Regions from separate parts of the Homo sapiens genome. Here regions 2 and 3 are each linked to region 1. The links are chromatin loops, found by intact Hi-C in ENCODE. Cell type or tissue: heart right ventricle. All regions are shown on one strand.

Region 1 (8,000 bases):
GCACTCAGCAGAATGCCAGACACTTGCTAGATATATAATACATGGCAGGCAGTACATTATTGTTATTACTGCTGTTACAACTCCTTATGGAATTTTCCAAGTCATAAGTGTACTTTCCTCTTGCAGATTATCTGAGTAGGCTGAACCATCGGTGAAAAGGAGGCCAAGCATCTCAAAAATAGGACACGTGAGAGTATGGAGCCAATGTGACACTCAGGTGAGTTAGCCTTATGATCCCTAAGCATGCAGTCCTTGGACCAGATGCATCAGGATCTTCTGGTAAGTGTGCTAAAATATAGGCTACTGAGACCCACCCTATGTCTGTCAAATCAGAATATTCTAAGGAAGCAGGTCCCAGGGAATATATATTTTAAAGCTCCCTAAATACACTTCATGGGCTGCCAGATTTGGGAATCGCAGGATTAGGTAGCTACCTAAATGAAGACACTTAAATGTGCCAAAAGCTTCTCTTTCACCCATCCATTTATCCATCTATTCACCCATCCATCAACCAAACATGTGCCAGTATCTGGTATTTGCTTCATGACCTGCTACTGCTGTGGTGGGTGCAAAGATAAATGATCAATGTTCTCAAAGAGTCAATAGTCTAAGAGAATGGATGAATGAAGTATAAATAATAAAAGATGTGCTATGAAGTACGATAGGGGTCCAGAAAAGTATATACTTATTCCAGATTGTGGCAGAAGACTCTGGAGAGGTTTCGTTTTATATAATGGCATGAATTCCCCTTCAGATCCATCTCTAAATCAAGCTTCACCTACTTCTGACTGTTTGTGTTAGATACCAATCCTATGGATTTCTATAGTTTTCTGGAATTACTTTTTACACACTACAGTAGAGTTATGTGGCTGCTTCCATGTTTTACTTAGAAGCTGAGAGCTTGATAAAAGTGAAGGCTGCATCTTAATCATCACCTTTTCCCCCACCTCCTAGCTAGGGTCTGGCTCTGCCTAAGCAGCTGCCATTGGTGCTCAATAAACATTGAAGAAGTTGGGTTGTTGCACTGGTTATGCAAAGAAAGGGACACAGTGGGTGTAAGCGTGGGGCGGGGAGCAAAGCTGGGACCAATCATGGAACACCTAGAATTTGAATCAAATTTGGGCTTTAGTTTTTAGGCAATGAGCCTAAGACAATTTTGGAAGCATCCTTTGTTCACAAAAAAGTTAGAAATGGTGAGAACTAGGGCAGTCTATCACAAAGTGTGGGAGAGGTAATTTTATATGTAAACTATTATAAATCACATTTGAGTTATGAAGTGAGACAATTATTCCCTTTGCAGTTTCATTTCATTCTGTCTAATTATTTCAGGGAGACATTCTGAATTGGGTGCTAGTATTTTAACACTTCTCTAACACTTTCTCTTTTTAAATTTTGTTTATTTTTAATTGACAAATAATAATTGTGTATATTTATGGGGTACATTGGGCATGGAGGGTGGGTTATTCTGTGATGTCTTGACCTGTGTGTACATTGTAACACTTCTCTAATACTTTCTAATCCAGCCATCCCCAACCTTTTTGGCACCAGGAACCAGTTTTGTGGAAGACGATTTTTCCACAGATGGTTGGGGGATGATTTTGGGATGGAACTATTCCACCTCAGATCATCAGGCATTAGATTCTCATAAGAAGCATGCAACGTAGATCCCTCACATATACAGTTCACAATAGGGTTCATGGTTCTATGAGAATCTAATGCTGCCACTGATCTAACAGGAGGCAGAGCTCAGCTGATAATGCTTTTTCACCTGCTACTGACTTCCTGCTGTGTTGCCCAGTTCCTAACAGGCCATAGACTGGTACCAGTCCATAGCCTGGGGCTTGAGGACCCCTGCTCTATGATGTCTATACAACAATAAAATTGCCTAATGATACATTTCTCAGAATGTATACCCATCATTAAGTGACACATGGCTGCTTGTGTATTTTTATATATAGCTAAATGTGGCTAGATTAGATGTGATATCTCTTTGGATGCAGGGATAGGTGGGCAAGTTTCTAAAACACGAAACTAACTGTGTCTTTTCTCTGCTTAAGAACCTTCCATGACTCCCTGTTGTTCATAACCGGATAAATTCTAAGCTGCCTAACTCAGAATTCTAGCTTAGAGATGTCTACGCCTGGCTGCTCCCAACAGTTAGTCTCATGTCCTGTCTCAAACATGGGGCTTCAGTAAGAATGAAATTTCCAAGGAGAATTTTATATTCTGCATGCCTTTAAAGGCTCAAGCCTGGAGACCCCCCTTCTTGCCTCTCTTACCCTTTTCACCAGGGCACCCTCTATTCATCCTTCCAGAGCCTTCTCTGGGAAGTCCTTTCCCAAAGCCCACTTCCCAGCCTAAGCTTAGTGCTATTTCTGTAGATACCCAGAAACACATCAACTATATGTACAGTTTACCCTAGTATGTCAAAGTTATAGTTACTGCCTTAGGAGGGATTTTGAGCTTTTCATCTTTATTACTCGGGCTTCTGCTACTGTGTCAAGCAGGTAGTTGACACTCAACAAATGTTTGTTTAGCCTAACTCAGCAGAACACATGGAGTGTGTTCACATGGAGTAACCTGATTTTGCTTAGTCTGCAACATTTCTTGCATGCATCCCCTGCTTGCAGTCTCAATTACAGTCATCCTGTTTCAGTTTTCTTAACTTGTCACTCCCTTCCTCTGATAACTTTTGCCATACCTCTGTATAACATGGCCTACTTTTTGAAAAAGATTTTTTTACATTCACCTACATTTGTCTCAAATTTTTTTTTAAAAGAAACTTTGTATTACTACCGTCATTGAAAACCTTCATCACTTGGCACAAAAGAAAGTTTAAAAAATACAACAAAAGACATTCTACTAAATTCTGGCTAGACAACCTTGCCTGCTCTAGTAGATGCACTGAGACCATTAATGAATCTTTCATCCCACCTTGTGTCATATTCTTTGCCACATGACTTTGGGTCTCCCTCACTACTAGGCAAGTTCCTGTCTCCATCTCTTGATTCTGAATTCAGCCATAATACTTGCTCTCCCCAATGTTGTTTTAGCAGATTTGACACATACAGAAGCGTGAAAAACTCTTGTGTGACTGGGATAGCTCCTCTGCAATGAGAACATGCCTGGGATAATGTACTGAAAAGATGTGAGAAATACATGAAGCAGAGTCCAGTCATCCCAGCCAAGAACCAGCTGTGAATGTAACCGCATGACTTTGAGGCAAGTCCAGACCAAGAACAAAGAACCACTGGTCTTAAAGACAGACCTGCAGATTCCTGAGCTAAATAAAAGTTTATTGTTGAAAGGCACTGAGTTGTTTTTGTTTCCTACAGATATTAATGTGGCAATAGATAGCTAATATACCTGCCAAGGCTCTGAGCCTGAGACATGTTTTCTCTTTGCTAAAAAGATAGATTAGAACAGGGGTCCCCAAACCCCAGGCCACAGACTGGTACAGGTCTGTGGCCTATTGGGAATTGAGCCACACAGCAGGAGTGGTGGGTGAGCCAGCATTATCACCTGAGCTCTGCCTCCTGTCAGATCGGCAGAGGCATTAGATACTCATAAGAGCATGAACCCTATTGCAAACTGCATATGCAAAGAATCTAGGTTGTGTGCTCTTTATGAGAATCTAATCCTGATGATCCAAGGTGGAACAGTTTCATCTGGAAACCATCCCCCTTCCCTGCTTGGGGAAAATTGTCTTCCACAAAACTGGTCCCTGGTGCCAAAAAGGTTGGGGACTGCTGTCATAGAGCATATTTACACAAACCTAGGTGGTATAGCCTGCTACACACCTAGGCTATATGGTATAGCCTATGACTCCTAGGCTACAATCCTGTACAACTTGTTACTATATTGAATGCTGTGGGGAATTGTAACACAATGGTATTTGTGTATCTAAACATATCTAAAAATAGAAAAGATATAGTAACATAGGTTATTATAATCTTATGGGACCATTGTTATATATGCTGGCCATTGTGGACCAAATATTTATAACCTGTGACTATATACATATATATAACATATATGTGTGTTTATATTTATATTTATAATACATTTATTTACATAAATTTTTCTCTACAAAAATTCCTGCCAGGTAGTTTTCCTCCTTCTGTTTGCAAACCTCCAGTGACAGGTGGCTTATTATTAGCAAATGAGCCTGTTACAGTCCTGATTGTAACTGGATGAAAAAGATAGACTTCAGCAACACAAAACTGGAAATGGGGATTGTTGCAGTAATCCAGGTGAGGGACATGGAAGAGCCAAAACGAGCAGGAAGAGTCCGGATGTAATGATAGAGAAGCGAACTCCTTTGGTTGATGCTAAGTGCCAAAAAAATGTGAATTGTGTAAAATGTGAATTGTAAAGTGGTTGTGCTCACTTTAGAGCCCAAACTTACTGCATGAACAACTCCCAAACCACACAAATATCTACTTTTCCTTTAAATGGACAAAGCAATGCTGACACCCAGTGGCTGGTTCAGATTACCCACAGCTCTCAGAGAGAGGATCCCAAGGGAGATGAAAGTCAACTTGCTCAGCCCCGACCATCAGAGCACAACCCAGGATCTTTAGCTGAAAGGGCGAGTCTAAATTCAGCCAGTAATAGCCAGCCATGTGATGTGTTTGACACCACATAAAGGATAGTTCCCGGTAAGTTTAATGCAGATAAAAGACCCAAATTTAACCTGCAGATGAGAAGAGTGTTGAATCAAAGTCAGCCCCTTGGGAAACAGAGACAAAAGCAATTACCCTGAGTTCCCTGGAAAACTCCCATCCAAAGCACCAATAAGAAATGAAATAGTTAAATAGTTGACTGGCTTTGGTTGGAAGCCAGTCAACTCCCATTCTGACACAGAGTCAGGATGTGATAAAACAACAAGGAACTTGACAAATTGAATGGACAAACTGGTCCAAGGGGGGAAATGAGTTTGCTAAGGCCTAAAAGCAAGCTAATGGCAGAGAGGAAACACTAGTGTGCTTCCTGCCTGACCAGACTTAACAGCTGGAGCTCTAGTAGCCATCTTGAACCATGTGACAAGGGCCACAATCTTAGGATGGTAGAGAGGAAAGTAGAAGAGTCTGTTCATGAACAAATTCATGGGGCTGTCATACCAACCTGCAGTGTAGATCAGATTTTTATGAACTCTCATCCATGCTCAAAATGTCAATTATCATCTGAATGTCATTGATGCTGATTGTCTATCTACTTGATGTCGCCATTTGAACATCACAGAGGAACGTTCAGAACAAAACTCAGGATCTTCTCCCCACAAATTTGGTTTTCCTTCAGTGTCCCTAAATGACACCACCATCCAGTGCACAAACCAGAAGTAGAGGAGACATCCTTGACTCCTTTCTTTTCCCTGACCCCCATAACTAAAAAATCACAAGGCTTGAAAACATGACTTTATATTAACCCACTTCTTAATATTCTTTTCATCATTGCTCCAATCCTCCCTGCTTTATCCATTGGACACATTTTGCTTGTTTGTTTATCACCTCTTTCCTCCGTAAAAGAATGCCAGCTTCCATGCCTGCCCCACTTTGCATTCTGCTGCTCTTTCTTCAGACACTCTATTTTATTACAGTCTATTATTTTCTTCATACCTTTTATCTGCATCTGAAATGATGTGTATTTGTCTATGAGACTAGGGGTCTCATCTGTCTTGTCCGTGGTTTTTGACTAATGTAGTGAGAAAAGAGCAGAGATTTTGTCTATTTGCCTCACTATTGTATAACTAGCACTCAGAACTGTGCCTAGTACAAAGTAGGTGCTTAATGAATGCTTCTTGGTGAGTAAATATGAATATAGATACACATGTAATGTACATATAGTGCTTGGGCAGTAGGAGGATCTGGCAAAGGAGGTCCTGGGTTAGCAATTACCTGGTTACAGACTGCAACTCAATTACCTGTGCCTTGTTATTTTTGTAGTCAATGGTGTGAAAGCCAATGTTGCGTATCTGCCAAGGACTCGAAAAGGCAGTCTGAGGTTTGATATCATCATCATCATCTGATGAAAAAAAGATCAAACCTAGCTCTGAAAGGGGAAGTAGGGTACCTGGTGGATGTTGTCTTAGGTCAACTTGGGCTGCCACTTTTATTTTCTGTTGCTTTCCCTAACAGCCAGCGTCTATAAGGAAGGTGGTTGTCTACTTGTTCGTGCCATAGTTTAGCTGGTTTTTGACTGAATCCATGAAAGAAAAGGAAGGAAGGAGGGAGGGAGGGAAGGAAAGGGATAGAAAAGGAAGGGAAGAAAGGAAGAAAGAAGAGACAGAGAGACAGAGAACGAACCTGTTCTATGTAAAGTATTACAAGGGAAATAAAGAGAAGGTCTTTATACTTCCTGTTTTGTTCATTCCCTGACCCCACATTTGAATTCTTTATGTAACAGCCAGAATAATCCTTCCCTCTCCCTCTCTCCTCCTCTTATTCCGTCTCTCTCTCTTTTCCTCCTTTCTTTTCTCATTGGCTTAATAAAATAAAGTGAATTTTTACTCCATAACAACTCAACATTAGTGTTCCTGGTTAGCATGGGGCCACTCATATGATTATCTAGGAGCCCCAACAGGGTACCTTTGTCTTGATACTCTGAGCTCTTTTAGGGCCTCAGAGATTTCTACAAACCAGGAAAGAATAGGAAGGATCCTGCATGGAGTGTTTTTATAAGTCAAGTGCATGATCTCTGTAAGATATAAGTTGTATAGTGTCCTACCCTGCGTAAAACTTTCAGTGGCTTCCAGCCACCTTAGAATAAAACTCAAATTCTTCACTGTGGCCTACAGGGTGCTACATGATTGTTCTCACTTGCCTTTTTAAAATTTTATTTTTAACTAACAAATGTTAATTATACATATTTATGGGGTACAATGTGATGTGATGTTTCAATACATGAACACATTGTGAAATGATCAAATTAGGTGGATCCATCATCTCAAATACTTACAGTTTCTTTGTGGTGAGATTTAAAATCCAGTCTTTTGAATTATTAACTGTAATTACCATGCTATGTAATAGACCACCAGAACCTTTTCCTCCTAACTGAAACTTCAACCAACATCTCTCCTTTCCCTGTCCACAACCCCCTGCCCCACCTCCAGCCTCTGGTAACCACCATTCTACTCTCTACTTTTTTTTTTTTTTGTCCATGTGTTCTCATTGTTCGTCTCCCACTTATGAGTAATAACATGCAGTGTTTGGTTTTTTGTTCCTGTGTTAGTCTGCTGTCTACTCTCTAATTCTGAGTTCAACTTTTTTTAGATCCAACATACAAACGAGATGAGATCATGTGGTATTTGTCTCTCTGTGCTTAGCTCATTTCACTTGGCATGATGTCCTCTAAGTTCATTCATATTATCTTAAATGAAAGGATTTCCTGCTTTTTAAGGAGTAATAGTATGGCATTGTGTGCATATACTGCATTTAAAAAATCCATTCATCTATTGATAGGCACTTAGGTTGATTCCCTATCTTGGCTATTGTGAATAATGCTGCAGTGAACATAGGAGTGCAGATAACTCTTCAACATACTGATGGCATTTTCTTTGGATATATTCCCAAAAGTGGGATTGCTGGATCATATGGTAATTCTATTTTTAAATTTTTGAAGAGCCTTCATACTGTTTTCCAAAATGGCTGTACTAATTTGCAATACTACCAACAGTGTACAAGGGTTCCCTTTTCTCCACATCCTCATCAACACTTATCTTTCATCTTTTTGATCATGGCTAATTTAACAGGCACGAGGTAATATCTCATTTTAGTTTTAATATGCATTTCTCTGATGATTAGAGATGTCGAACATTTTTTAATATATCTGTTGGCCATTCTTATGTCTCCTTTTGAGAAATGTTTATTCAGCTTCTTTGCCCTTAAAATAGAGTTATTTGTTTTCATGTTATTGAGTAGTTTGAGTTAATTGTATATTTTGGATATTAACTCCTTATCCAAAATTAACCTACACAACTGTGGCCAATTAATTTTCAACAA
Region 2 (8,000 bases), 67 kb after region 1:
TCACCCTAAGCCACTCCTGTATATAGTTTTCCCTACTGACACCTGCTCATCCTTCTTTGCTTCATTCAACAGCATCCTATGGCTAACTCCTAAGCACAGTGATGCAATTCTGCCTGGAGATACAGATTATCCTCACAAGAGGCACAAAACAGGTAGAAAAATGGGCATTCATGATAGGGGGCTGGTAACAGTGTGTTGCCTGCAGAGAATGGATAATAAAATTTTGCTTGAAGAATATTGGCAATTGAGTATTTGCAGAATATTGACAATTGAGTGTGCTTGTGGGGGCTTTCATTGATGAAATTGTTTAAAGAGTACTCATCTTTGGGCTTTCTGTGTGAGACTGACTGGAGTGAATTCTTAGGCCAGTGTCATCGATGGTCAGACAGAAGTTGCTGACTGAGAATGCATTTGGAGTTCCCTGTCATTTCTACTTTGACTTGAACTTCTACTCCCTGGTAGTCTCATATAATGAGGCCAGCATGACCTAGAGAATCAAGCGTGTCTATTTTTATTGGGAAACATGTAGAGGTGATATAATGGTCAAGATGAGATCTGGCTCTTCTTGCAAGATGCCTGTAGTACTGAAGGAAGAAGTTAAACCATGCGGGCATTATTGTCAGTAATATGGACTGGATGCCCTCATCCAGCACAGAAATGCAGGAAATAATATTTTATTTTTTCTTCAATGAAAAACATTGGTAACAAAACCTGAGTTGTCCTTGCTGTGAGCACTCCTGAGCTGAAAAACCTTTTCTCTTTGTGCCCCAGTTTGCCCAACTATAAATGCAGCGTTGGACTAGATGATCTCTAACACTCAAATGTAGTGGAGAGAGCTTTGGAGCCCTGAGATCTGAGATTGAGTCCCACCTTTAGCACTGATTGGGCAAGTTCCTTCTTTTCTCTGGGCCTCAGCTTGCTATTAGACTGAGGGGATTGGATAAGATGTCCTTAAGATCCCTCTCAGTCCGGAAGAGTAGATGGACCATCAATATAGCATGGAGGCAATGATCAGATACTGGCCCCTGAAACAAAGCCACATCATGTTGAGAATCTAATAGAACAAAGTTATCTTCCATCAGAGAGAATTATTCATCCTGTTCCTCAGTGGGCATTTTGTCTTCTGTCTCCTTGGACTACTTTGAACATCATCAGAGGCTCAGGCCATGCTTACTGCTCAGTGTTGCAGAGAAAATGCAGATAAATGGATAGTGTTGGGAATTCTATTTCTGCCTGTGCTGAAAGATGTTTTGAAGTTACCATATGCTGCAGGAGATGAAGTGAGTGTGTACAGAGGAGAGATGTGATAAAGGTAACTTAGTTTGATAGCAATTCAAATGAAAAATCTTTGACATAGGGCACCTGCTTCACATTAGTGCATTGGGACAATAGTTAATGGGATTGCAGCTAGATTCACTTCTATCAATAGAGGGAAGGATGGTCACAGTTCCACGTAGGAGGGAGAGAGTACTCAGCTCCAAACATGTCACTGGAGATAAGTTTCAATTTTGTTTGGAAGGAAGCATTAACATGTTGGGGCACATCCAGAGAGACAAGAAGGGAGATAGGTTAAAAACACATGGAATATAAAGAATAATTGAAGTTTGCAGGGTAAAGATGTTAAGCTGAAAGTGATGGGAGAAAACCCTGCTATGAGGAAGTGGTATGTGACTGCAGAAAGGAGAAGCGAGAAGATTTATGTCCTTCTAGATGAAACAATAGTCTGTTGTAAGGAGACAAATACTGACAGGATAAAAAGCCTTTCAGAATTTCACAACAGTGGAAGGCATTTTTGCACTAATCAAGGAGGTTGTTATAACTGGGGGTGCTCAAATAGAAATTGGGAGATCTGTCTTCAGAGATGCTGTATTGAATGGGAGGTTTGGCAAGGAAACTCTTCTCTAGCTCTGTTATTTTATGCAGGATACATCAATAGAATTAAGCCCTCAAGCTATAGTTATGGTTCCTCTACTGACTTGCTATGTGACCTTAACTGGGTCACTTAACTTTTCTGGACTTCAGTTTACTCATCTGCAAAATGGAGACAATAACATCTGTCCGACAATACCCAACAATAATGCTGTAGAAGCCTGTGAAGATCGAATAATACATGTAAAAATGCCTCGACGAATAGGACAAACTGTGTGTAAATGACACATTAGTGATGTCATAATTCCTCATTCTCCAGCCCCTGTCTTGCCTGGCTGTACATCATTGTGATTAAGAGTAGCAGCTCAAGGGTTAGACTGCTTGAGTTTGAATCTCAGCTCAGCCACTGGCTGCATATGTGATCTTTGGCAAGTTATTAAGCTTGTTGATCCTGTTTCATGGGCAAAATAATGGGGCTGATAAGAGTAATGTTGATTTTAGAGAGTCATTGTGAGGATTAGTGCCCTAATGCATGTAAAGTGATTTTCACAGTGCCTAACACAGAATATACTCTCCAAAGCTTTGTTCTTCTCACCATTATTATTATCAGCAGGCAGTACTTACATCTCTTCAGTTGATTGTGACAACGGCTGACTGAGTTGTTGAGGTGTCTTTCAGAAATCTCTTGGAGAGACTTTAGTCTGTCTCTGAATGTCCAAGGCTGCAAAGCGCAGAGAAGGCCCATCTCAGTCCCTCAGGGGAGATCTAAACGCAGCTCCCAAAGTTTGTCAATTTGGCGACCCCAAATGTTTTCTTTTATTTGGAAGCTCACAATATTCCATCATAAATGTTTTATAATTGCTTCATGAATTATTCACCTGCAACTTAATAACCTTAAATTTTATAGGATTATGGTTTTATGGGAGAAAAACATTACCAACCTGGGACCCAGCTGTGAAGAGAAAATGCTGATGTTACCAATTTATTTTCACTATGCAATAGGAGGTTTTTTCTGTAACTATGAAATATAGAATATTAATAAAAGAGCAAATAAAAAAACTAAAAGAGAAGGAAAAAATCCTTACATTGCTCTTTTTAAAAAATTTAATCTCAAAACTGCATTTGCAATATTTTTTCCTATTGCCAAGGAGCTGATTTAGCTCCATTAGAGTTGGTTTCACCTTCTTTGGTGAAGCCAAAGAAAAATTGCTTGTTTTCCTTCCTTACATACCTGGTCTTTGTCTTTCCTATACTTTTATTCATTACTGAATTATTTTTTAGACTGGAATCATTAGTGATTTTTAAATTAGTATCACCCTCTTGCCATCCTAGACTGTTAGAATGTTAGTTTTGAAATGTCGAACTATCAGTTTTGAAATTTCTAATGCTGTCTAAGAGGAGCATTGTAATACAGTGAAAAAAGCGATGGTTAGATTTGAGTCTGAGTTTAGACTATCACTTAATTGATACATGACTTTAACAATTCCATTAAGTTTTCTCAGCCTTGCTTTCCTTTATAAGAATAAGATACTACACCAATGTAAGGAACTAATCCAGCAATACAGGTGAAGGAAAGCTGGGATGTTGACAGGGCTGTGGAAGGATGAGCGGGAAGCTCGAAAGAGAAAGCTAGCTCACATCAGATATCTGGCAGAGAAGTCAACTCCTTTACTTTGTGTTATGGTTTGAATATATTTTCTAAAGTTCCTGTGTTGGAAACTTAATCCCCAATACAACAGTGTTGAGAGGTAGGGTCTAATGGGAGGTGGTTAGGTCATGGAACTCCACCCTCTTTAATGGATTAACACTGATTATAAAAGAGACTGAGGCTGTGAGTTTGATCTCTTCCTCTCTTGCCCTTCTGCCTTCAACCATGAAATGATGCAGCAAGAAGGCCCTCACCAGATGTGTGGCCTCTTGACCTTGGACTTTTCATCCTCAAGAACTGCCAGAAATATATCTCTGTTCTTTATAAATATCCCAATCTTAGATATTCTGTTATAGCAGCACAAAATGGATGAAAACACTTGGATTTGAATTTTCAATGGGAGCAAACATAAAGCAATACCATCCTGTTATCTAATGTCAGGTAAGGGTGCTTACTCATCAGCTATTAAAACTGTTCTATTGAAATCATAGGACATGCATGTACCTTTTTTTTAGAATCAAATATAGTAGAAAGATAATAGAGATAATGAAAAGTCGATTCCAGCTTTCCCATTTTACACATAAGAAAACTGAGACCAAGTGAGGAGGATAGATTTGCCCAAAGTGTTATGGTAGATTAGTGGCAGAATCTGGGACCAAAAGCCTGGTTCTTGTCTGGGCACTTGTCTAACAGAGAAAGTGCCACAAATGTGCTTCAGGTAGGGGCTCCTGGAATGGAAGACAGGGGGTCATTAAGAAAAGTGGGATGGGAGCAGATGTTGGGCAAGGTGCAAGTTGGAGGAAGAAGGCTAAGAAATATGATTCAACTATAAGCAAATAAGCCCTACAAGCAATGCTTGGGAGTCAGTGGGTGTTTTTTTGGACTGGTTAGACCTGAGCCATCCAGTTAAAACAGGACTAGGTGTCCCAGAGGCAGTACATCTTCCCCTCCCCACAATTTACACTGACCTCTAATAACATTTTACTAAAATTATCTGGGCCCTAATTAATTTTCCTGGCTGTTTTCTTTCTTATTGCTCTCCTGGCCACAAGATAAGGACAATGACGTCTTCTAATGAATGGAGTGAACAGTTGGGCTCAACTCATTTGTTCTAAATGGCTCTTTTTCCTCTGCCTAAGGAAGCTTTGGGGATTTCCCCCGCTTGCTTTTTTTTGGATGGATGATGGGAGATGACACCTGTTAGTGTCTGAGAAGACAGGCATTACCAACAACTTACCCTCTAGGGCACCCACTATCTGTAAAAAGATTATTCGTTTTGTTACTGGAAGGTCTGTCTACCTGTCAGCTAAGGGAGGAAGAGAACTGACATTTGCTATTGTGCTTATTGTGTGCTAAGTATTTTTCTGAGTGTTCCTTCTCTGGGTTCCTAGAACATCCTGTGTATTCTTCCAACATACAGTTGCCAAGATCTGCTTTCCTGAAAACACGGCAAGCAACTTTAGGGCATGCAATACATCTATCTCATAGTTGCATTCTTAGTGTCAGTGTGACAGCCAACTCATAGCAAGTTCTTAATTAATAGGTGTTCAACTGATAAATGACTCCTGGGTGGTAAATACAGGCTTTCTTATCCAGTGCTTACCATCACCCTTACTCCTATTCATATTCCCATTTTACAGATAACTAAGGCAAGGCTCAGAGGGACTTGCCTAAGGTCTCACATGTAGTATATATAGTTCTACATGACAGGAAAAAGTCCAGGGTCTTTCCATTGATTAAACATGTTGATCACTTATAGAAACAATGTTTTATCTCTGGGTACCTGCTGAATTTCAGCATAGACCCCAATGAAGTGCTACCTTTGGAAGAGATATTGTGGATATATTCTCATGGAAGAAAAGATGCTATAAGCTACAGTAACAAGTTTGCCCTGTACTTGGAGGCATTATTATGAACTAAGAGTTGGCTTCAGATATGGTAGAAGTAGACGTGACAAGATAGCATGTAAATTGGAGTCTGAGGAATTGTAATTATTAGAGGGGAAGATAATTTAGGATCTTCCCTGTATAATATTGCAACTATTTTTTTTTAGCTCTGGCAATGTATACTTGAAATTATTGACCCAAATATTTTTATTTTTAGTAGTTATGGAGCTATGTTGCTTAATGGGGGGATGGAGGCAGGCAAGAAGGGAACGGCTGAAAACCCTTGCATGTAGCAAGAATTGAAGAAAACAGGTAAAAATAGGAAAGGAGCAGGAAGAAGTAACACGCTGAGAGTTAAATCAAGGATGGACATTATTAAATGGAAGGCAGGGGATTTTAGTTTTGTGAGCATGGCCAAGTATGGGCTTTAGAAGGCCAAGACACTCCCCTGAAAAGTTTTTATAGGTATATTTCACTGAATATTTTATATGTATATATACATATATTTCATATGTATATTGTGCTAAACAGAAGGCACATACATTTCGTTTTTCAAAGTGATCATTAACTTTCCAAAAGACTAACAACTGGTTGTGGGTAAATAAAAGTAAGTCAAAATGTCCTAGGACCAGAGTTCCAGAATGGGGATGACAATACCTTTTTTTTTTTTTTTAATTTTTTTATTTTTTATTTTTAATCTTTTTTTTTTCTTTTTTTTTATTATTATTATACTTTAAGTTTTAGGGTACATGTGCACATTGTGCAGGTTAGTTACATATGTATACATGTGCCATGCTGGTGCGCTGCACCCACTAACGTGTCATCTAGCATTAGGTATATCTCCCAATGCTATCCCTCCCCCCTCCCCCGACCCCACCACAGTCCCCAGAGTGTGATATTCCCCTTCCTGTGTCCATGTGATCTCATTGTTCAATTCCCACCTATGAGTGAGAATAGGCGGTGTTTGGTTTTTTGTTCTTGCGATGGTTTACTGAGAAGGATGGTTTCCAATTTCATCCATGTCCCTACAAAGGACATGAACTCATCATTTTTTATGGCTGCATAGTATTCCATGGTGTATATGTGCCACATTTTCTTAATCCAGTCTATCATTGTTGGACATTTGGGTTGGTTCCAAGTCTTTGCTATTGTGAATAATGCCGCAATAAACATACGTGTGCATGTGTCTTTATAGCAGCATGATTTATAGTCATTTGGGTATATACCCAGTAATGGGATGGCTGGGTCAAATGGTATTTCTAGTTCTAGATCCCTGAGGAATCGCCACACTGACTTCCACAATGGTTGAACTAGTTTACAGTCCCACCAACAGTGTAAAAGTGTTCCTATTTCTCCACATCCTCTCCAGCACCTGTTGTTTCCTGACTTTTTAATGATTGCCATTCTAACTGGTGTGAGATGATATCTAATAGTGGTTTTGATTTGCATTTCTCTGATGGCCAGTGATGATGAGCATTTTTTCATGTGTTTTTTGGCTGCATAAATGTCTTCTTTTGAGAAGTGTCTGTTCATGTCCTTCACCCACTTTTTGATGGGGTTGTTTGTTTTTTTCTTGTAAATTTGTTTGAGTTCATTGTAGATTCTGGATATTAGCCCTTTGTCAGATGAGTAGGTTGCGAAAATTTTCTCCCATGTTGTAGGTTGCCTGTTCACTCTGATGGTAGTTTCTTTTGCTGTGCAGAAGCTCTTTAGTTTAATTAGATCCCATTTGTCAATTTTGGCTTTTGTTGCCATTGCTTTTGGTGTTTTGGACATGAAGTCCTTGCCCACGCCTATGTCCTGAATGGTAATGCCTAGGTTTTCTTCTAGGGTTTTTATGGTTTTAGGTCTAACGTTTAAATCTTTAATCCATCTTGAATTGATTTTTGTATAAGGTGTAAGGAAGGGATCCAGTTTCAGCTTTCTACATATGGCTAGCCAGTTTTCCCAGCACCATTTATTAAATAGGGAATCCTTTCCCCATTGCTTGTTTTTCTCAGGTTTGTCAAAGATCAGATAGTTGTAGATATGCGGCATTATTTCTGAGGGCTCTGTTCTGTTCCATTGATCTATATCTCTGTTTTGGTACCAGTACCATGCTGTTTTGGTTACTGTAGCCTTGTAGTATAGTTTGAAGTCAGGTAGTGTGATGCCTCCAGCTTTGTTCTTTTGGCTTAGGATTGACTTGGCGATGCGGGCTCTTTTTTGGTTCCATATGAACTTTAAAGTAGTTTTTTCCAATTCTGTGAAGAAAGTCATTGGTAGCTTGATGGGGATGGCATTGAATCTGTAAATTACCTTGGGCAGTATGGCCATTTTCACGATATTGATTCTTCCTACCCATGAGCATGGAATGTTCTTCCATTTGTTTGTGTCCTCTTTTATTTCCTTGAGCAGTGGTTTGTAGTTCTCCTTGAAGAGGTCCTTCACATCCCTTGTAAGTTGGATTCCTAGGTATTTTATTCTCTTTGAAGCAATTGTGAATGGGAGTTCACTCATGATTTGGCTCTCTGTTTGTCTGTTGTTGGTGTATAAGAATGCTTGTGATTTTTGTACATTGATTTTGTATCCTGAGACTTTGCTGAAGTTGCTTATCA
Region 3 (8,000 bases), 230 kb after region 1:
GCTGTATTATGTAGTTATGGCTGGTGTGATTATTCCTGAAGTGATCTGTTTGGAATGGGCACATTATTAGGACTTGGAGAGGTAGAATTATAGGATAGAAGATTCTCAAATTCAAGAAATGGTGATAAGATTATTCAGAAAAATGTTACTATACATTAAAGCTCTTCAGCTATTTTTTGGTCCTCAAGGTTTAATGAATCTTTGGGGGAAAAAACAGTTTGGGGTTAACTTTTTTATGTTAAGCAGAAATTTGATATAATTATTTTCCTTATTGAGTCTTCTTTGGACAGAGAAAGTGGTTCTGGTAATTCTACCGTGATTTCATTGATATGATAATTAGTTGTACTGAGGATGAATCTGTAGCATTTAAAAGTTGTACAATAAATAAAATGTAAGCTCTGCTGAGCCCTGGGCATTTTTGTTAAGGCTTTATGCAGCAAGTTCTACTTAGAGAACAAAGCATATGCCTTGAGGGTGAGAAAAAGTGGCTTTCATAGGAAGAATTTGGGATCAAAAGGCACTTACCTATCCCTACCTCTATGGTCTAGAATTAGATACACGAACCCATGAATAGGTCCCAGACTGCCCGGGAGCCATGTCTGGTTCCACATATTATTGTTTCTTTACTTCTACTAGGTAAATATACTCTTCTCACCATACTTCCTGATCAGTTGTGACTCTGGTGAGGTGATCTATAAAAGACTACTGTCTTAGGAGGTTTCAATCCTTGTGTCAGGCCCCATTGCCATAGTAGCAGAGACTGTAGGGCCCGTAGCAGAGACTGCCAGCATCTCTGCTCTCCCATCTTCCTTTCTAATAGGCTGTTAATGGGTAGCATCTATGTGGCTAGCTGAAAGCTTACCTTTCCCAGTTTCTCTTACTGATGGGGGCTGCGGCCACTAGATGTGAACAAAGCCATCAAATAGGGTGTCCATGAAAGCTTCTAAGCAAGACTAAGCATGATGAGGTGCACACTTCGGCTGCTATCTCACCCTGACTTTCTGTTAGGTGGAATGTGGGTGTGATGGCAGCAGCCATGAAGTAAGGTTGAAGGGAAGAAAGAGGAGCCTGGGTCTCTGACTTGGGGGCTGCTCTAATATCACACTGAAACTGCCTAGTCCCTGAATTCTTCTTTGGGGGCCCCAAAGACCTATGTCTTATTTAAACCATGTGTCTTAGGGCAAGTCTCATAGAAACAGAGCCTCAGACCAGGATTCAGGTGTAAACTTACAAAAGAGAGTGAAGCACCAAGGGGAAGTAGGGGAGAAGAATGTGGCCCCACATGAAGCCTAATCTTGACCTGATCTGTGAGGATGTGGGGAATTCCAGAGCATAAACTGCCCAGGGAGTTGTCCTGCAGAGTCCTCACACTTTGAGGCAAAGGGGTGAGCCCTTCGTACTACATATGAGTCAGCCATTGGCTGTGGGCTACCTCCAGAAGGTGTTGCATGCAAAACTTTCTGGGGGAGGCCACTCTTGTCAGCTGGGACAGTTCTCCAGAGGAGAGGCACAGAGTGAGCAATCAGCCAGCGCCTCACAGAGGCTGGGGTCTGGGTATGCCAGCCCAGGGCACACCCAGGCCGGGCTGGATAGGGTGTTGTGGTGCCTTCTGTAGTCCTCCCTACACATTGCTCAGAACCACTTGCTTCTCATATGACATTCATTTTATCCAGTTATGGCCTCTCCAGGATTCTGGGTTCAAGAGTCCTGGGGATTTTTTTATTTTTTATTTTTTATTTTTTTGAGATGGAGTCTCACTCTGTCACCCAGGCTGGAGTGCAGTGGTATGATCTCGGCTGACTGCAACCTCTGCCTCCCGGGTTCAAGTGATTCTTCTGCCTCAGCCTCCCAGGTAGCTGGGATTACAGGCGCCCACCACCATGCCTGGCTAATTTTTATATTTTTAGTAGAGACGAGGTTTCACCATGTTGGCCAGGCTGGTCTCAAACTCCTGGCCTCAAGTGATCTTCCCGCCTCGGCCTCCCAAAGTGCTGGGATTACAGGCGTGAGTCACCACACCCAGCCGAGTCCTGGGAAATTTTTAAGAGAAGGATTAGTGGGATGAACTACAGCACCTGCTGCAGTAGTTAGTCCTGAGCTGAAACATACTCAACTCCTTTCTCTGCCCCCGATCCTAGACTCCTTTCCCTCTCCGCTAGCACTTCTCAGGTATAGGTGGCTTGCCTTAGGCTGATCCTCATCTCTAATATGTCTGAAGAGCTGGTTATCATGCCTTTATCAGGCTGTGCTTGATCAACTTTCCCATTTAGAGTAAGAGTTAGGCACAGGAGTATCAAGAGATGCTCCAGTATTAGGAGAAGCTCTTCTAATGAGCAGGGGAAATAATTTATTAACCACACACCACAGACCCAAGGCTGTGCTCACCTGTTTCAGTAAAGGTATCACATTCAGCACAGAAGACCCAGTGGAGACTTCTGCTTGGGAAATTTATTGTTTAACCCACTATTGTTTTGCCAGGGTCCATTTTTTTTTTTTTTTTGGCAGGGATGAGACTGATTAATTATGTAAGATTATGAGGGAGACTATCATTCCTACATCCTTTATGTCTTTTTTGGGTTAGGGGGAGACAGGGTCTTACTCTGTCACCGAGGCTGGAGTGCAGTGGCATAATCACAGCTCACTGCAGCCTCGATCTCCCAGGTTCTAGCAATTCTCCTACCTCAGCCTCCTGAGTAACTGGGACTACAGGCATGCGCCACCAAGCCTGGTTAAATTTTTAAATTTTTGTAGCGATGAGGTCTCTATGTTGCCCAGGCTGGTCTCAAACTCCTGGGATCAAGCAATCCTCCCATCTTGGCCCCCAATAGTGCCAAGATTATACCTTTATGTCTTTGAGAATGATGTTAATCTGTCATGCCACCTGTGTGCAATGCTGTTTTTGATTTATCATCTTAGCTAGACATGGGAGTAGTTTTTGTGGCTATAGCCTAATCTTTCCTATTATGATAGTTCTTATCCTACAGGTTAAGAAAGAAATGTGAAGGTTCTGCCAACTGCTAATTGTGTCCTTTCTAATAAAACACTTGGGATCTAGGGACATGACCACCAGTTGGTCTGTAGATCCAGGGTCTTGGATCTACAGACCAACTGGTGGTCATGGGAGAGACTTAAGAAACCTGAGCTAGAAATCCATTTATTATTTACTTAATCCCTGAGTCTCATAGGTAGGACATAATACTGCTTCACTTCTTTGGATATCAGTAATTAATATCAGTATTAATTAACCCAGACCCTGTATCCAGCAGCCCTCAAATGAATTGAATAGTCCCTTTACCCCAGTGTTTTGTCACCCAAGAAAATGGTGATAGGTATTTCTGGGGAAGAGCTGGTTGAAATCACTGCTATATATACTTCTCGTGATGTTGCAGTGTCTTTTCCTCATAGGAGACTTGCCTACTTCTTCAGTCAATGGGTTCTGGGTGTGAGAATGCTCAGGCCTGGAAACTGGACAGGGATCATAATTATCCATTGAGGTGACCAATTACATTGCCCCTAGGAACATCACGTTTTACAAGCCAACGCCATAGAATCCTGCAGGCCAGAGTATGGCTCACCCCTGTAGCTGCCATTCTAACCTTGCCGCTGATTATGGTAATTACGTCTACTGTTTTTGATGTTGAAGTGCTGCCACCTGGCGTCAGTATGTAATCTATCTCCCATTGCTATTAGAAAACCCAGTTTTGCAATAGCGTTTCCTATTGTCAGTGTAAGCCTCAGATGCCACCACTGATGAACTATGAATGATGCTGGTCCCCTCCCCTCCAAACACAAGCAAGTGAGTGATTGTGAGAATAATACTGGCCGTTGCTTTCATTGGAGCAGTGCTGTGAGTACTGCATTTCTTAATTCTTTAGTAAAATGAAACGTCCTCTGAGCCCTTCTGAGGAACTTAATCAGCCAGTAGGTTTTCTAATATGTAGTAGAAACATTCTAGTATACCCACTTCTCTGTGCCTGTTGATTCTATTCTCCACAGTTTGCCAAGGCAATTCTGCTATCTCTATTTTTAAGGTTGGCTATGTCTTTTTCCAAGTTTTCAAATATCACCTTGGCAAAATATTAGAACCTTCTCCCAGAGTCTTTTCAGTGTGTTAAATCTTGCCTGAGAATACTGTCCCATACCAACAAATCCTCTTACCTAACTTTATAATCCATTCCTCTCCACCTTTATCTAACACAAAGATTCTCTAGGTTCCAGAACGTGTAAACCACATTTATGGTTCCACTGGCTGAGACTCCATCTTCTCTTTTAGCATATCCGTAACTTTTCCAGTTGGGTCATGATGAGATGTTACATGAGTTATTGATCTGGTGCCTAGAAAGGAGGTTAGGATAGATCCTGAGAAAAGCCAGCATTGCATTTTAAGGGACCTACTGCACTTAGGGTTTCTTCACAGCCATCAAGTAAGGGAAAATGGGCCACTTGTGTAATCCCAAAGGATTCAGGATTATCTTGGCATTCTTGTTGTTCAACGTATCTAAGAACACATATGCAAATAACCTCATCCCAAGTAGGAGACATCTTTTCTTATCAGGGGCCTCACTTTGGCATAAAAGACGTGTCTAAAATAAGAATTCGGTCTTCTCTGAAGTTCTGCCTCTTCTAAAATTAATCCCTGTGCCTAATTTTTAGCTGTCTACCCTCTAGCTGCAGGAGATGAGGGTCATTTTTTAAATGTTACTGAGCCATATTTTACATATCATATAATTTGCCTATTTTAATTCACACACCATATACACCATTCACACAATTCAATAATTTCTTTTTTAGTGAATTTACCAGGTGCTAAATTTATATCATCATAAACCTTTTTTCGAGCATTTCCATCACTTCAATAGGATCATACATGTCCATTAACTTTTAGCAAGAAGTTAGGAGGATCTTCTCAAACTCTGTTGAGCCAGCTATAGCTTACCGCTGAGCACATTCAGAGAGCTAATGTACTTCCACTTGAATATGATTCCAGACCAGATGGAGTAAATGGAACAGCCAGGGGCTCTATGACTGACCAGTATTAGGGTACCTTCTTGAGCAAAACACCAGCAAGTGGGTGATTGTGAGAATAATACAGGCCATTGCTTTCACTAGACCAGTGCTATTAGCGGTGGTCCACAAACACAGAGATGCTCAGCTACTGGCTCCTAAACCTGAAGGAGCATCAGACTCAGCAGAGAAATGTATCAGAAATATGTGTGCTTAAGTTCTGCTGCCAGAGATTTTGATTTACTAGGTTAAGGGGTACAGAGATTTATATCCTCAGCAGAATCCCATGGTGATTCACATGACCCATCAGATTTGGGAGTTGTTATTCTGGGTTGTGTATGTTTGCTTTTTTGTAATATCCATATATTTTTTTCTAGGAAGCATAGTTGTGTTAATAGTATTGAGTCAGAAACGGTTGGATATAATAATTTTTTATTCATGGTTTCTGGACAGAAAACAAAACTCAGTTATTGGTTACTTCATACTCTTGTGCAGAGAGGAGATGTATATCTATTTTCTGAAATAGAAAAGTATTAGCTTTGCCCTCAAGGAGCTAGATCTGTAATGCTTCAGTTTGTTGAATTAATGACTATAAATATAAGGCAGGCAAGAATGACTTGCGAAGATGCTCTGACCCAAAGGTAAGGAAGCTGAAGTTCACGCATATTAGAAGCATAGAATAGGATCTGAAATTTCCTGGAAAGTTGTCACCTCCATTGATAATCCACTAATGAGCCCAGGTCATTTTTTTATGGTTCTGTCCAGCTTCAGGATCTCACAACTCTGATTAAGCAATGCAGTTGCTTAGAATGGAGGGGAATATTTGATCATAACACTGGTCAAGCATGAACATCCTCACACTGGCCAACTGGAAATGTGTGAATGCTCACTAAAGAAAAGCCTTTAACTCTTTAACTCTTTCTAACCCCACATCAGATTTCTCAGCAGATCCTCACATCTCTTTCTTGGAAATATACCCAGAACTGGGCCATATTTTCACCTTTTCTCCTGCAAACACTTTGATCAGTGTCTCCATTACCTTTTTCTGGAATGATCACAATAACCTTCTAACTGGACTCCCTTCATCCCTGGCATCCCCCTAAAGACATACACACATACATACACACATACATACATACACACACAAACACACAGAGACCCACACACAGACATACACACACATAATTGTTATTAGGGCAGACAAACTGATTTTATGAAAATACAGTCTCTATTTGAAATCTTCCAATAGCTCTGCACCTCACTCAGAATAAAAGTCAATGTCATTATCATGATCACAGGCCCCCAATTACTTCAACAAGCTCATATCCTGTTACTGTTTCTCATGCTCATTCTGCTGTAGTCAGAACAATGGCAAGCTGTCTGTTTATTGAACATACTAGGTGAGTTCCTATCTCAAGGCGTTTGTACTGTGGTTTCCTCTGTCTGGAATGTTCTTTACCAGATATCTGCATGGGTCACTTCTTCAGTTCTTTTATTCTGCCATCACCATCTCACTGAAGTCTTCCTTGTCCATCTTATCTAAAATTTTAATTCTAAGATTTAACCTAAGAATACTTTTTATTCCCTTTTTGTGTTCTATTTTTTATTCTTTTTGAGACAGTGTCGCTCTGTCGCCCAGGCTGGAGTGCAGTGGCATGATCTTGGCTCACTGCAAGCTCCGCCTCCTGGGTTCACGCCATTCTCCTGCCTTAGCCTCCCGTTTTTGTGCTCTATTTTACACCTTCAGTACCTAACATTATTTATTCTAGTATATATTTTACTTATGTATCTTATTTACTGTCTATCTCATCAACTAGACTAATGAAAGCTCTATCAGGACAGAACAGTGCCCAGTTCCAGGTGCTCAGGAATTACTGGAATTGAAAATTATCTGTTATATGATTATCACCTCACCATTTAACCTTAGAATTTCTTAGTTTGTGTTGTGAGTGTGATAAAATAGGAGTTTCTTTCCAAGAACTCAAAAAAGTAGAATGGATCACTGAAAGCTTGGGAAGATTGGATTTTGTAATCAAGCCTGTTCATGTCATAAACCTCTGACTTCAGCAATCAGGGTGCAAATGCTGTAATAAACTCTAATATCATTTTAGTCCAGTCTTATATTTAAAAAAAAAAATGAGGCTCAGAGCAAAGAAGTCACTTGCTAAAGATCACCTAAAGTGAGTGGCATTTGCTGATGTAGAACTTGATCTCCTCAATTGCAGTGAGGTGCTCTGTCAACTAAGCCTTTCTTAGTCTTTTGTTTATAAGCTAATATTTTTGGTCACTTTTGAAATGAGATATTACTAAAATAACCAACAACTGTTATTCTTCAGAAGAAAAGTATTTTGAACTTTACCAAAACCCCACTTAGCCTTTCTTACATAACTGTTTTATACACCTTAGGTTCGTGCAAAAGTAATTGCTGTTGCAGACCGTGAATTTAAAATCATTATAACCAGGTTCAAACACGTCTTTATTAACAAAAATAGGAACCATTACAATCGATATATTTTTGCCAATGAGAAACATTTATTTATTCCTGTAGCATAAAAATCCATGCTTTGGGATTCAAGGAACTCTCAGAATTTTCTGTATGCTGCTGGTTGTGGAAGCATTTTCCCTGCAAAAAGTTGCTGAGATGCTTGAAGAAGTGATAGTTTGTTGGTGAGAAGTCAGGTAAATATAGGAGATGAGACAAAACTTTGTAGCCCAACTCATTCACTTTTGAAGCATTGGTTGTGTGATGTGGGATCAGGCATTGTTGTGGAGAAGAACTGGGCTCTTTCTGTTGACCAATGCCAACTGCAAGTTCCCCTCTGTCACCAGGCTGGAATGCAGTGGCATGATCAACCCTCAAGGCAACCTAAAACTCCTGGGCTCAAATGATCCTCCCTGCCTTAGCCTCCCAAGTAGCTAGGACTATAGATGTGTGCCACCATGCCTGGCTAACTTTTCAATTTTTTGTAGAGACAAGGTCTTCTTATATTGGCCAG

Evidence for each region. Hi-C counts contacts between places; a loop is a spot of excess contacts. Peaks named below come from ENCODE experiments on the same cell type or tissue, not always from the same donor. Only the 100,000 strongest peaks of a DNase experiment are listed, where the experiment ranks them.
Region 2: a loop joins it to region 1, with 2.7 times the contacts of the local background. A loop is called at or near these places in 5 of 110 quality-filtered maps.
Region 3: it touches region 1 in a loop (4-fold over the local background); 16 of 110 quality-filtered maps call a loop at or near these places.

What each region holds. Positions count from the first base shown.
Region 1 is chr5:152,267,139-152,275,138 of GRCh38, forward strand. It overlaps LINC01933 (long intergenic non-protein coding RNA 1933), which reads left to right. Exons shown (of 3, transcript NR_109876.1): 2 at 127-217; 3 at 3,057-3,311. Among named protein-coding and RNA genes, the nearest start is that of NMUR2, 130 kb to the right of the region's middle. In heart right ventricle, a CTCF peak has its summit at 4,481 (motif pointing left); DNase peaks (open chromatin) are centred at 3,176 and 4,503; H3K27ac peaks cover 3,479 bases.
Region 2 is chr5:152,333,906-152,341,905 of GRCh38, forward strand. LOC105378237 (a long non-coding RNA gene) reads left to right here and starts at 3,762. Exons shown (of 3, transcript XR_944433.2): 1 at 3,762-3,958. In heart right ventricle, no CTCF peak of the experiment used is centred here; no DNase peak of the experiment used is centred here.
Region 3 is chr5:152,501,988-152,509,987 of GRCh38, forward strand. No RefSeq gene overlaps it. Among named protein-coding and RNA genes, the nearest start is that of NMUR2, 100 kb to the left of the region's middle. In heart right ventricle, a CTCF peak has its summit at 3,673 (motif pointing left); a DNase peak (open chromatin) is centred at 3,634.